Linked DNA regions of Homo sapiens: region 2 is linked to region 1. Evidence: read pairs that join two places in POLR2A ChIA-PET (ENCODE). Cell type or tissue: GM12878. All regions are shown on one strand. Links, peaks and the distances in the headings refer to the core of each region. The heading gives the core; the rest is flanking DNA.

Evidence for each region. Peaks named below come from ENCODE experiments on the same cell type or tissue, not always from the same donor. Only the 100,000 strongest peaks of a DNase experiment are listed, where the experiment ranks them.
Region 2: POLR2A ChIA-PET joins it to region 1 with 6 read pairs; 2 of 35 experiments call an interaction of 5 or more read pairs at or near these places.

The regions. Positions count from the first base shown.
Region 1 is chr9:76,736,690-76,742,079 of GRCh38, forward strand. All of the region lies in intron 6 of PRUNE2 (prune homolog 2 with BCH domain), which reads right to left. Among named protein-coding and RNA genes, the nearest start is that of PCA3, 25 kb to the right of the region's middle. In GM12878, for the core only: no CTCF peak of the experiment used is centred there; no DNase peak of the experiment used is centred there.
Region 2 is chr9:76,622,087-76,627,476 of GRCh38, forward strand. PRUNE2 (prune homolog 2 with BCH domain) reads right to left here. Exons shown (of 19, transcript NM_015225.3): 17 at 2,366-2,404. The region is part of intron 5 of LOC105376095 (a long non-coding RNA gene); the gene reads left to right. Among named protein-coding and RNA genes, the nearest start is that of PCA3, 140 kb to the right of the region's middle. In GM12878, for the core only: no CTCF peak of the experiment used is centred there; a DNase peak (open chromatin) is centred at 2,745; H3K4me3 peaks cover 426 bases; H3K27ac peaks cover 256 bases.

The DNA of each region.
Region 1 (5,390 bases), core at 225-5,224:
CACCTCCCAAAGGCTCCACTTCCTAATACTATCATTTTGGGGATTTGGATTTTAACATATGAAGTTTGGGGCAACACAAACATTCAGACCGGCGAGTAGGGAGAAAATAAAGCACTTCTTTGTACATGACTTCATTCTTGGGCTTCCTAGTATTCCAGTACCTGAACATGGCAGCAGAAGAGGTCTAAATGGAAGCAATTATTGTATTATCTATTGCCTCATACAGGTTTTGAGAACCACAAGCCTTCCTACCCTCCACACTGACCCGGGAAAGGTGGGGCCACTCTATGTGGTGCAGCATCCTTCTTTATGGGACAGTATAAGATGGTAAATGGAGAGGCTACCCCATTTCTGTTCGCACACAGTTCTGCTGTCATCAACAGCAGCCAAGTTCTTTTCGTGTGTAGCTGTATTCCTTCTTGATGAGATAAAACTAAGAAATGTGCTCAATTGTAGCCTTGCTGTATAGAAAGCACAAGAGGCTACCTTGTACCTTCTCTTCCTTATTTACAGGTTAGAGTCTATTTATTAGTAAGCTGCCAGGTTGATGAGTCAAGGAATTATGAAGCTCTGGCAGTTGCTTGCCTCCAGCCCCATCCTTTCTTGAGACAAGCACAGATGAGCATTCAAACCAAGCTCAATATTGAATCACTGGCAGTGCTCGACTGTTCTGCTAACATCAGTGACAGCAGAAATTTATAGACACCGCTGCAGGGCAGCACATATAGGTGTGGAGTGCATGACCATACAAAAATATTACAGGTCCCGTATTCAGAAACTGTACCAGGAGCTATCTACTTTAGCAACATAGCCTCAGGTACAAATTTACATGCAAGAATTCATATTCTACCAAATAAATCCCAGGCAAACAGAGTAATGCAAAAACATATTTCCTGCTGTCAAGAAAATTTCTGGCAAAATTAATCAACCATTCATCCATTCAGGCTCTTTGCATACCCTTTTGTCAAAGAGGGAATACTAAGAGATTTCTTTTCTCTTCCATGCACTCATTTCAATGAATTGAAGAATCCATCAAGCTTGAGTTGATTTATTGAACTGTCTCTTGGCTCAGCAGTACAACTACAGCAAATGAACTGGTAACTTCTCCTAAAACCAGCAGTGATTCAATTCAACAATATCTGATTTATTTAACTCTTTATAATTCCAGATTTAACTTATTTTTGCATTTCTAAGCAGAACAATTTTTTGGATAAAACCTTGCATATTTGCATGCATTATTTAGTATTCTGAAAGCAGTGATTAAAACATACAGAGCCTAAGACTTCTTCTTTTAAGAGACTTTAATAGCACATTTAAATTAGGTAGTTTTTTAAACAACGACTTATTTAAATACCTACAGCTGTGTTTTAAATGTTTCAAAGTGTTTTTTTTCTGGTGGTTAATGTTAATATTAACATTAGATGACCAATCACTTTGGTTTAGAGCACTAAAAACATACAAAATGCTTATTTTTGTATTTAATCATTCTACCAGGTAAGGAGAATCACTGTGAGGGGATATTTAAGGCGTAAACATTAGCGAGCAACCGAGCTGACTGTTTAAACACGGGTTTTTTCACTAAATCGCGTCCACTGAGCCCCATGGAGCCCATTTATCACACAACCAACTTTGCATTTTTCTTTGTAAAGATGTACGACCTTTGCCTATTAGATTTCATTAGCAGGGCACCATACAAGGCTCCTTTGCACATGGCAGGATAGAAAGCTCAACATCCTCGCCTCGAGGATTTGTGGGAACAAGCTCGTCTTCAATCTTTGTCCCTGGGAGGCACTTTTAACACCTGCCAACCATAGCACTATCATCAGAAAAACATTTAGAGATTTATCTTCGGGCTGGTAATTATAAGAGATAATTTGTTTGGAGTATGGATAAAGTTGGTCTAGCATAAACAAACTAGAGGCTCAAATTACATGATGAACATCATTAACTATTGATTTAACCACTGCAGGTCTGCAGGCTCACTGACACTCTCTGAAGATGGCGGGTTCCTAAAAAGTCATGAGAGTTGAGGGATGCATTTCAGTGTATGCTCAGAGACATCATGGCTTTCATCATCTTCCTTCTTCTTCTGAGTAACCAACTCTAGGTAACCTCTGTTTAGAAGTCTGAACATTAAGCACAAAAGAATTATTTGATACTTCTCATGTTTTAGAATTGAAATTACTTTGCTTTAGGAAGATTTTTAGAGGGATGAAGTCAAAGGTAGCATGTGTCATAGAGCACATTAACCTTTCAAAGCCCTTTGAAAGACTTTGAAATATATTATTATCTTATCACAGCCTCATAATCACCCTGTGAAGTGGGCAGAGCTGGTGTTGGAATCCAATTTTATAAGAAAACTGACACGGGGAGGGAGCTAAGAGCTTAAGGGCCTCAACCAAACTACATTACGCATGGATTACCTCGTATATTCCACTATTCTTATCCCATTTTCCACAAAGAACACCAAACTGCAGAAGTAAAACAGGATACTAAGGAGGAAGAGAAAAATCTCATGGACAAATATATAGTAGATGTAAAAATAAATGCTAGAGTGCAGGAGTAGAATTCCTGGTTTGGATACCAGCTGTAGCCCATGCAGCTCTGTCATTAAGTAGTGATGTGGCTCGATGTGAAAAGTGACAGCCTCAAGCTCTCGGTTTAGAGCCATGCCTATAAACACAGGAAGTACTCAATAAATGACACTATTAATAGTCTTTAATGCTATCATGAATGATGATAACAAAAAGAATGGGGTTGGCAAGCACCACTGAGCCTTTCCCAAATATAAGTCTATATAATCGCTTACCAGAAATCCCTGGAACCAGGGATATAGTTTGTTACTGAATTTTTTTTTTTTTAATTTGAGAAAGGTAAAATGGTGCTTATAATGTATACTATGAATCAACCCAAGTGAAGCCTAGGGCAGCTCCCCTAAAGCACACAAATATATATGCATCAAAATATATAAAGAGGGATAAAGGCCATAAATATCACATCAGAGTTTGCTGTCAGAGTTTCAAAAGCCCTAGAGTTTTCGGAACTCTTTAGATTTCAAAATTGTAGATGGGGGACTACAGACCTGGATTAATTCTCAATAAAATGTTAACTATCCACCAGGCGCGGTGGCTCATGCCTGTAATCCCAGCTCTTTGGGAGGCCAAGGCAGGCAGATCACGAGGTCAGGAGTTTGAGACCAGTCTGGCCAACATAGTGAAACCCCGTCTCTAATAAAAATACAAAAAATTAGCCGGATGTGGTGGTGTACACCTGTAATCCCAGCTACTCGGGAGGGTGAGGCAGGAGAATTGGGTGAACCTGGGAGGTGGAGGTTGCAGCGAGCTGACCTGGGCGACAGTATGATACTCTGTTTCAAAAAAAAAAACAAAGTTAACTATCAAATATCCAGTGCTCAGTGAAAAAGAGCAGGGATCATTTCTAATTATATGTGGAGGTTAATTTAGAATTAGGCATTGAAGACCGGGCACGGTGGCTCACGCCTGTAATCCCAGCACTTTGGGAGGCCGAGGCAGGCGGATCACGAGGTCAGGAGATCGAGACCATCCTGGATAGCATGGTGAAACCCCATCTCTACTAAAAATACAATAAATTGGCCAGGCATGGTGGTGGGTGCCTGTAGTCCCAGCTACTTGGGAGGCTGAGGCAGGAGAATGGCGTGAACCCGGGAGGTGGAGCTTGCAGTGAGCTGAGATCGTGCCTCTGCACTCCAGCCTGGGTGACAGAGCAAAACTCCGTTTCAAAAAAAAAAAAAAAAAAGATTTAGGCATTGAAGGGTCATCTGGCTGAGCCCCAACACGAGTCAATTCAAAGAGAGCCAAAAGGCATTAAAATAAAATTGTATTAATATGAACTCTACTAATTAATACAAATGGTGGATTGTTTGAAATTTGCATTTGCTTTCTCAATGAAAAAACATCTATTGGTTCTCAAATAATGCAAGACAAATGTTTTCCTTGCTTAAGAATAAGAACCCTTTATATTTAATTAAACATTTTTATAATTAAAACATAAATTTTAATATTTAATTAGAATTCCCTCTTAGCTAGTGATCGAGGTAGATAACCAAAATTCCTCTAGTTATCAGGCATCTGTTGGCTGATTGAAGTTATATGTTTCTAAAAGTTAGAAAACTAATTTTGTTTTTTAAATAATCACAAATTCACATCTCACTATTGAGATGGTTTCTCCTAGACACTCTTACATATTGATTTCTCCTACACTTATTTAAATTAGTGATGCTTGAACCCCACATCAAATGAACTCTTTCCTAGAGATAGGGCCACATTAAGATTTCAAAGCTGATTTCTTGTCAAGATTTAAGGGTGAAGAATACACTCACAAAAATTTTAAAATAATCTATGTGTAGGAACCCAAAAATTCCATTAAGTATAATACATTTGCTAATCATATACAAATATGGCCTATAAATGCACTGTGGTGTAAGTAGTACTCATTTCCCCATCAGCTGAGTTTTTAATTTAAATACACTGACAGAATTAGTTCTCAACTATCTCAAGACAACTGTTTTTCTTTATGTGATTTTTCTCTAACCAAATTATTGTAGTTGGCATCCCTCTTGAAGTTATCAAGATATATTTGCCATAACCCAAAGACATGTGTCATGGAATAGATGGCAACTAACAGTATCAACTGATAGATTCATGAAACAGAATACAGAGCCCAGAAAGCATATCTAGGAATTTAATATACTGTGGAGTCCTAATTAGGGAAAAGGAGTCAGGCTGGTGGGACCAGGGGAAAGCAAAGAGATAAAGCAAATAAGCTAGGAATCAGCCTTTCTTCATGGTCCAGAACATACAAACAAAAAGAAGAAGCAGAAAAGCTATAGGTCTGCTTTTCTTTATGGGCCAGGACATATGGCCCTCCTGCGAAGGTAACTCACATACCTCACAAACTTCCTGCTTACCATCAAACGCCTCCATTTATCAAAACACCTCAGCTGACAGAAGAATGCAAGTTAGCTCCCCCTACCTTGGTGTTATCCATCAGGCTGAGAACAATCCTATAAAATCTCCAGCAAGCCTTTGTCTCCTTGCAGTCAGCTTCCCGCAAGCTTATTTGCCTGTTGCCTCCTTGCAACACATTTTCCTACGTTCTCTACTAAATCTGCCTTTCTCTACCTACAGCTGTCTTGGTAAATTCTTGTACTCCCATGCCACTGGCCCAGATAGTCGTGGCTCACCCACAACATATATGACAGGTTGGTGTTTCAAATTCACCAATCTGGCTGTTTTGACTAATAAAATGTTAACAACATAATTGGTATACATCTGAAGAAAGAATGCTAGAATTAAATTTCAGATGAATTAGAGATCTAAACGTAAAAATGTTAAATAATAAACTATTTT
Region 2 (5,390 bases), core at 79-5,078, 110 kb before region 1:
AATGCACAATAAAGTTTGAGAACCCACTGCTCAACAGCAATGAACTGAATGTTATGCAAATTCATTAATTTATGCAGCATAAATTTACTGAGCATCTACTATGTACCAGGCACGAGCATAGTGCTTCCTTTAGGAGGGAGATCAAAATGTCTCAGGACCCTCTGAGCCATTTAGACACATTGGGAGAGGGTAGGTAGGGGTAAGGAAGAGAACAAAATAGTGGATGTGAGAGAAAAAAGAGAAAGCTACAAAACTACCCAAAAACAATAATCATTTTACTGTGGCAGCTAAGCAGAAAGAGTATAAATATAGAGGAAAAAAATCTATTAAAAGAAGCAAGATTTCATGGTAATAATGAAAGAAACATGACAATATGACTTTATGACAGGTTTGTCTGAAAAATTATTGATGTTCTTTCCCCCATCTTTTGTCTTCAAAATAGCGCTTTAATTTCATAAATATGTTATCATCCTGAAAAAATAAATCTGAAAGAAAACTGAAAAAATCTGAAAGAGAACTCTCACTGAGCGTTCTCTCTCTCTAGGAAATCTCATGATACAAAGCAATTTGAGTGCAGGTAAATGCTAAAGGGATGTTACACCAACACTCAGTTCCTTGATTACTAGTATTTTCCTTACTTCCACAACTTCTTGTTTGTGACAGTTGGGATCAAGACTAAGAAGATTTTTTAGAATAAAAAATTACACAGTTTTGAGTTTCATTATCTAATTGGGTGTCAGTTATCTTGAAAGAAAATGAGAAGACTGGAATATTGTAACAGTAAACTCCACTAATGCTAAACTTTCTAAAGCAAAAACCTATCCTTTAATTTTTAACACAAAAGATTGGCACACTACAAGCAAATAATCCTATAGGTTATTATAATAAAAATGTACCATAGGGGAAAAATGTCTAAATGGATTGTTTTAATGAGGAATTGGCATTTACAACTATGCAGAAAATGTCTATTAGTTAGATTTTATTTATTCAGAATTTATAGCTGTTAGGACATTGTCCAGGCCTTCTGCTTTTGCAATGTCTATTAAAATGGGAGCTGGTTTTAAAAATTAACAGCATAAGCAACATTTAAAATAGGGAAGAAACTTAATGTGCTTAATTCAGCAAACTTTTCAAATAGTACTTGGTTATATCTAACATGTATTATCAGAAAATTTCTTTGTAACTTGGAAACGAGAAAAGAGAATGACTGGATTTTTTTTTTTTTTTGAGATGGAGTCTCGCTCTGTCCCCAGGCTGGAGTGCAGTGGCATGATCTCGGCTCACTGCAATCTCCGCCTCCCAGGTTCAAACGATTCTCCTTCCTCAGCCTCCCGAGTAGCTCGGACTATAGGCGTGCACCACCATGCCCAGCTAATTTTTGTATTTTTAGTAGAGACGGGGTTTCACCATGTTGGCCAGGATGGTCTCGATCTCCTGACCTCGTGATCCACCCATCTCGGCCTCCCAAAGTGCTGGGATTACAGGGGTCTGACTTTCTATTGGTTGGGCTATTTTACAGCTCAATAGGGGCAGAGGTTAACTTGTAGTTTCTGTCCAGCAGAGATGCAAATAATTTCTGTCCAGTGGAAAAGACAACCTCAATATTACAGTTTATTGCCCTGTTGTTTATTAACCAGTTTTGTATCTAACCCAACAATCTTATCCAAATATTCTTCTATAAATTGCCTATAGATATCTAGCTGCTCAAATGTTCTTTGAACTGGCTTTAACACCTTAGTGGTTCCTGCATTAAATAATTAGTTGAATAAAATCATTGGCATGTGTTCATTTTATATTTGCATGAGAGTTGTAATTTTGCCTTTTTGAGATTCATACTTTAGCAATAGTGGGCAATGACTTTTGTTTTTCTATTCATCAAAATAGCTCAAAGGCTGTTAGTTAAGCAATATTTCCAAAGTCATTAAGTAAGTTGTTGTTTTAATTCATAGAAGGCCGTGAAATTGATTCTACAAAAATCTTCCAAATCTCGATGTGTTATTATTCCTCCCCACTGGTATGAATTAGTGAGGTTCTGTTGCCTCAATACCTAATGATCATCTCGATGTCACACTATATGTGGCAGTGCCTGTGATGTGCTCTTTTGTTGTGGTGCCTAGAATTGCGTGTACATTAAAAAACAACAACAACAGTGACAAATACATTCCTCAGTATAAGCAAGATCATGGGGAAAAATAGATTGTAGTAAGAATAATAGAGATTACATCTATCATAGGAGAAAGAGAATTTCTAAAGTGCATTATTATCAGGAAGCAGGAATAAAACACCAGGCATGCAGATTTTCCCAATTCAGTTCTGAAATGCAAGCCAACATCATGCCAGCCGCTAAACGAAAACCAAGTCTTACTTAGCTGCCTCTGATGCTTCCCTCAGTTCTTCATCCAGTCTGCAGGAGCAAAAATTATTGGTGTGGAAAAGAAACAAAAGAGAAGCAAGCACAGCATGAGACAGTCACTCAGCAAAGCAGGGCCAAATGAAAGTGGTGCATATGTGCTTTTCGAAACTGTCTTCTGGAGCCCTGAGACGTACTCCTTCCATTAAATATGTTGTCATTGCCTCCCATTCAGTGTTTATGTACATTTACTTTGCAAATTCCTTCATAAAATGTAGACATAAGTTGCAAAGGGATCAGAAACATGCTGGCTGAATAAAGCTGAAAACATCCACGTCAGTCTGGTGGGTACAGTTCAAGTTAGCTTGCAGCCTGGGCCAAGTCAGGGATGTATCTGGTTTAGTAGGTTTCAGTTGCAAATTAGGTTGACCTCAACAGCTTTACACACAGGACAAAGACTGAAAATGGCATACAAAAGACTGATACAGTGACCTCTTGCTCTGGTAGCTTGTTGAGGTCACCCACAAGTAAAACACTGGTGTACACACACAGGGTCCAGCATGAATAGGAGATCAGGAGATTTTACCTCACACTTCTCTTATAAGATCTCTCTTCATCGTACCTTACAAGATAAAAAACGAGTGCCATAAGGAAAATGAGCAAACAGATGGGAAAAATGACAAGTAAATGATTTAAATGACAGTCAAATCATGAGAGAAAATGCCTATCCAGATACAGTCATGCACCATGTAACATCATTTGGGTCAGTGATGGACCACATATATGGTAGTGGTCCCCTAAATTAGAATACCATAATTTGACAGTATCTTTTCTACGTGTACATACACAAATACTTACCATGGTGTTATAGCTGCCTGCAGTATTCAGTACAGTAACATGCTGTACAGGTGTGTAGCCTAGGAGCAACAGGTTATAGCAGATAGCCTAGGTGGTGTAGTGGTCTCTACCATCGGGGTGGTTTGTATAAGTTCACTATGATGTCTACACAATGATGAAAACATCTAAAGACGCACTTCTCAGAACATGTCTCTGTCATTAGGTGATGTATGATGGTAATAATAAAATTGACATTTGGGGGAAATCTTATTTTCATTAGAAAACAATCAATGTTTATAATTTATAAATATATGCAGTCAAACCTCATTATTTGCAGATTCTATATTTGTAAATTTGCCTCTTCACTAGCATGTATTTATAAACACAAAATCAATACAAAGTACTTTTTGGGTCACTTGTGGACATGTGCAGAGTGGAGAAAAATTTGAGTTGCCCAACATTCATGTTGCCACCTGGCAATGTGTGAGGCTCTGTCTTCTTGTTTCATACTGTAAACAAGTGTCCTTTTCACAACCTTTTTAGTGCCTTTTTTTCCGCTCATTTTTGTATTTTTCCTTGGTGATTTTGCTGTTCAAATTGGCTTCCAAGCATAGGGCTGAAATACTGTATTGGGAATACTAGTATTCCCAAGTGCAGGAAAGCTGTGATGTGCCTTATGAAGAAAATATGTGTATTAGATAAGCTTTGTTTATGCACAAGTTACAATACTGTTGGCCATGAGTTCAATGTTCATAAATCAACAATGTATACTAAGTAAGGTTCATTTAAACAGAAACACACATAAAAAAAGGTTATATATTGATTGATTGATGAAAACATTGTGACCAGATGCTTGCAGGAACTGAACATCCTGTATTTTCCCTTGGAACACTATTTCAGTATTCACTAATTAAGTGTTTGCAGTGACTTTATAGAACATAACTGCCACAAATAATGAGAATCAACTGTAACCAATGATTATAAATTTGGTTCTAGGTTGGGCAAGTTTTTCTTTCATTTAAGCCCTTTGATGACAGGCTCCATCTCAGCTGAGGACTGGTTGTGGGAGTGGCTGAGATTAGATCCTTTGAATGTTATTCAGTGATAAAAAGGAGCCATGGCTCGTATCCATTTGAAATTTGCAAAACATGAAATTGAGGTGATGAAGGTCAGTAACAGAAATGGCAGAAAGGACATCCCAAGGAGATGAATTACAGAAAACAGAACACATGGACATGTGGGCAGCACATGAATGGTGGTAAATTTCTTTCTCCAGAAAAAAATTTTTCCAACTAGAACCCTTCCTCCTGAAGTAACTTTTCCCAAATGGAGCCCTTGAAAACTGATGTGTGCAGTTGAATGAAAAATGTCCTAGGTATACTTAACTTCTCATTTGAACTTTCCCATATGATGGAGAGTCTCTAAAAGCAACAGGTGTAACAATAAATAAGATTCTGGATTGCGAACTCTGTGCTGGGAGGCTTTGCAAGTGCTTTGTGTACCCTGTTTGCATTCAACCCTCAGAACCATTCCAGGAAGTGCAACTTACTTCCTTACTTTACAGATGCTGAAGCTGAGACTCAGAATATTTTAATTAATTAATCATTTTAATAGATGACTTGAAGTCTCAGAGACATTGAGAGGTAGGAGAGAAGGTTCAAATCTAAGTCTCTAAAGCCCATTCACTTTTCATTCTATTGCCTCTGTCACACCATGGAAGTGTTACCGTGTTTACTTGGAAAGTGGTCAATGCTCAATTCCACTAGAAGAGAGAATGTCCTTGTCATCTTATAGAATGTGAGTGTTTCCATACTTCTTCATCTTTTTTTTTTCTTCTTCTTTTTTGAGACAGCGTCTCACTCTGTCAACCAGGCTTGAGTGCAGTGGTGCGATCTCGGCTCACTGCAATTTCCGCCTCCCAGGCTCAAGCAATCCTACCACTTTAATCTCTTGAGTAGCTAGGACTACAGGTGCATGCTACCACACCCGGCTAATTTTTGTGTTTTTTTCATAGAGATGGGGTGGCGGGGGGCTCACCATGTTGCCCAGGCTGGTCTTGAACTCCTGGACTCAAGCTATCCACCCTCCTCAGACTCCCAAAGTGCTAAGATTACAGGTGTGAGGCATCCCTCTCTGCCTCCATACTTTTTAAATTTAAAGAGTAGAAGTGGGATTTGAAGACGGAGTACACCTTTTTGAGGCA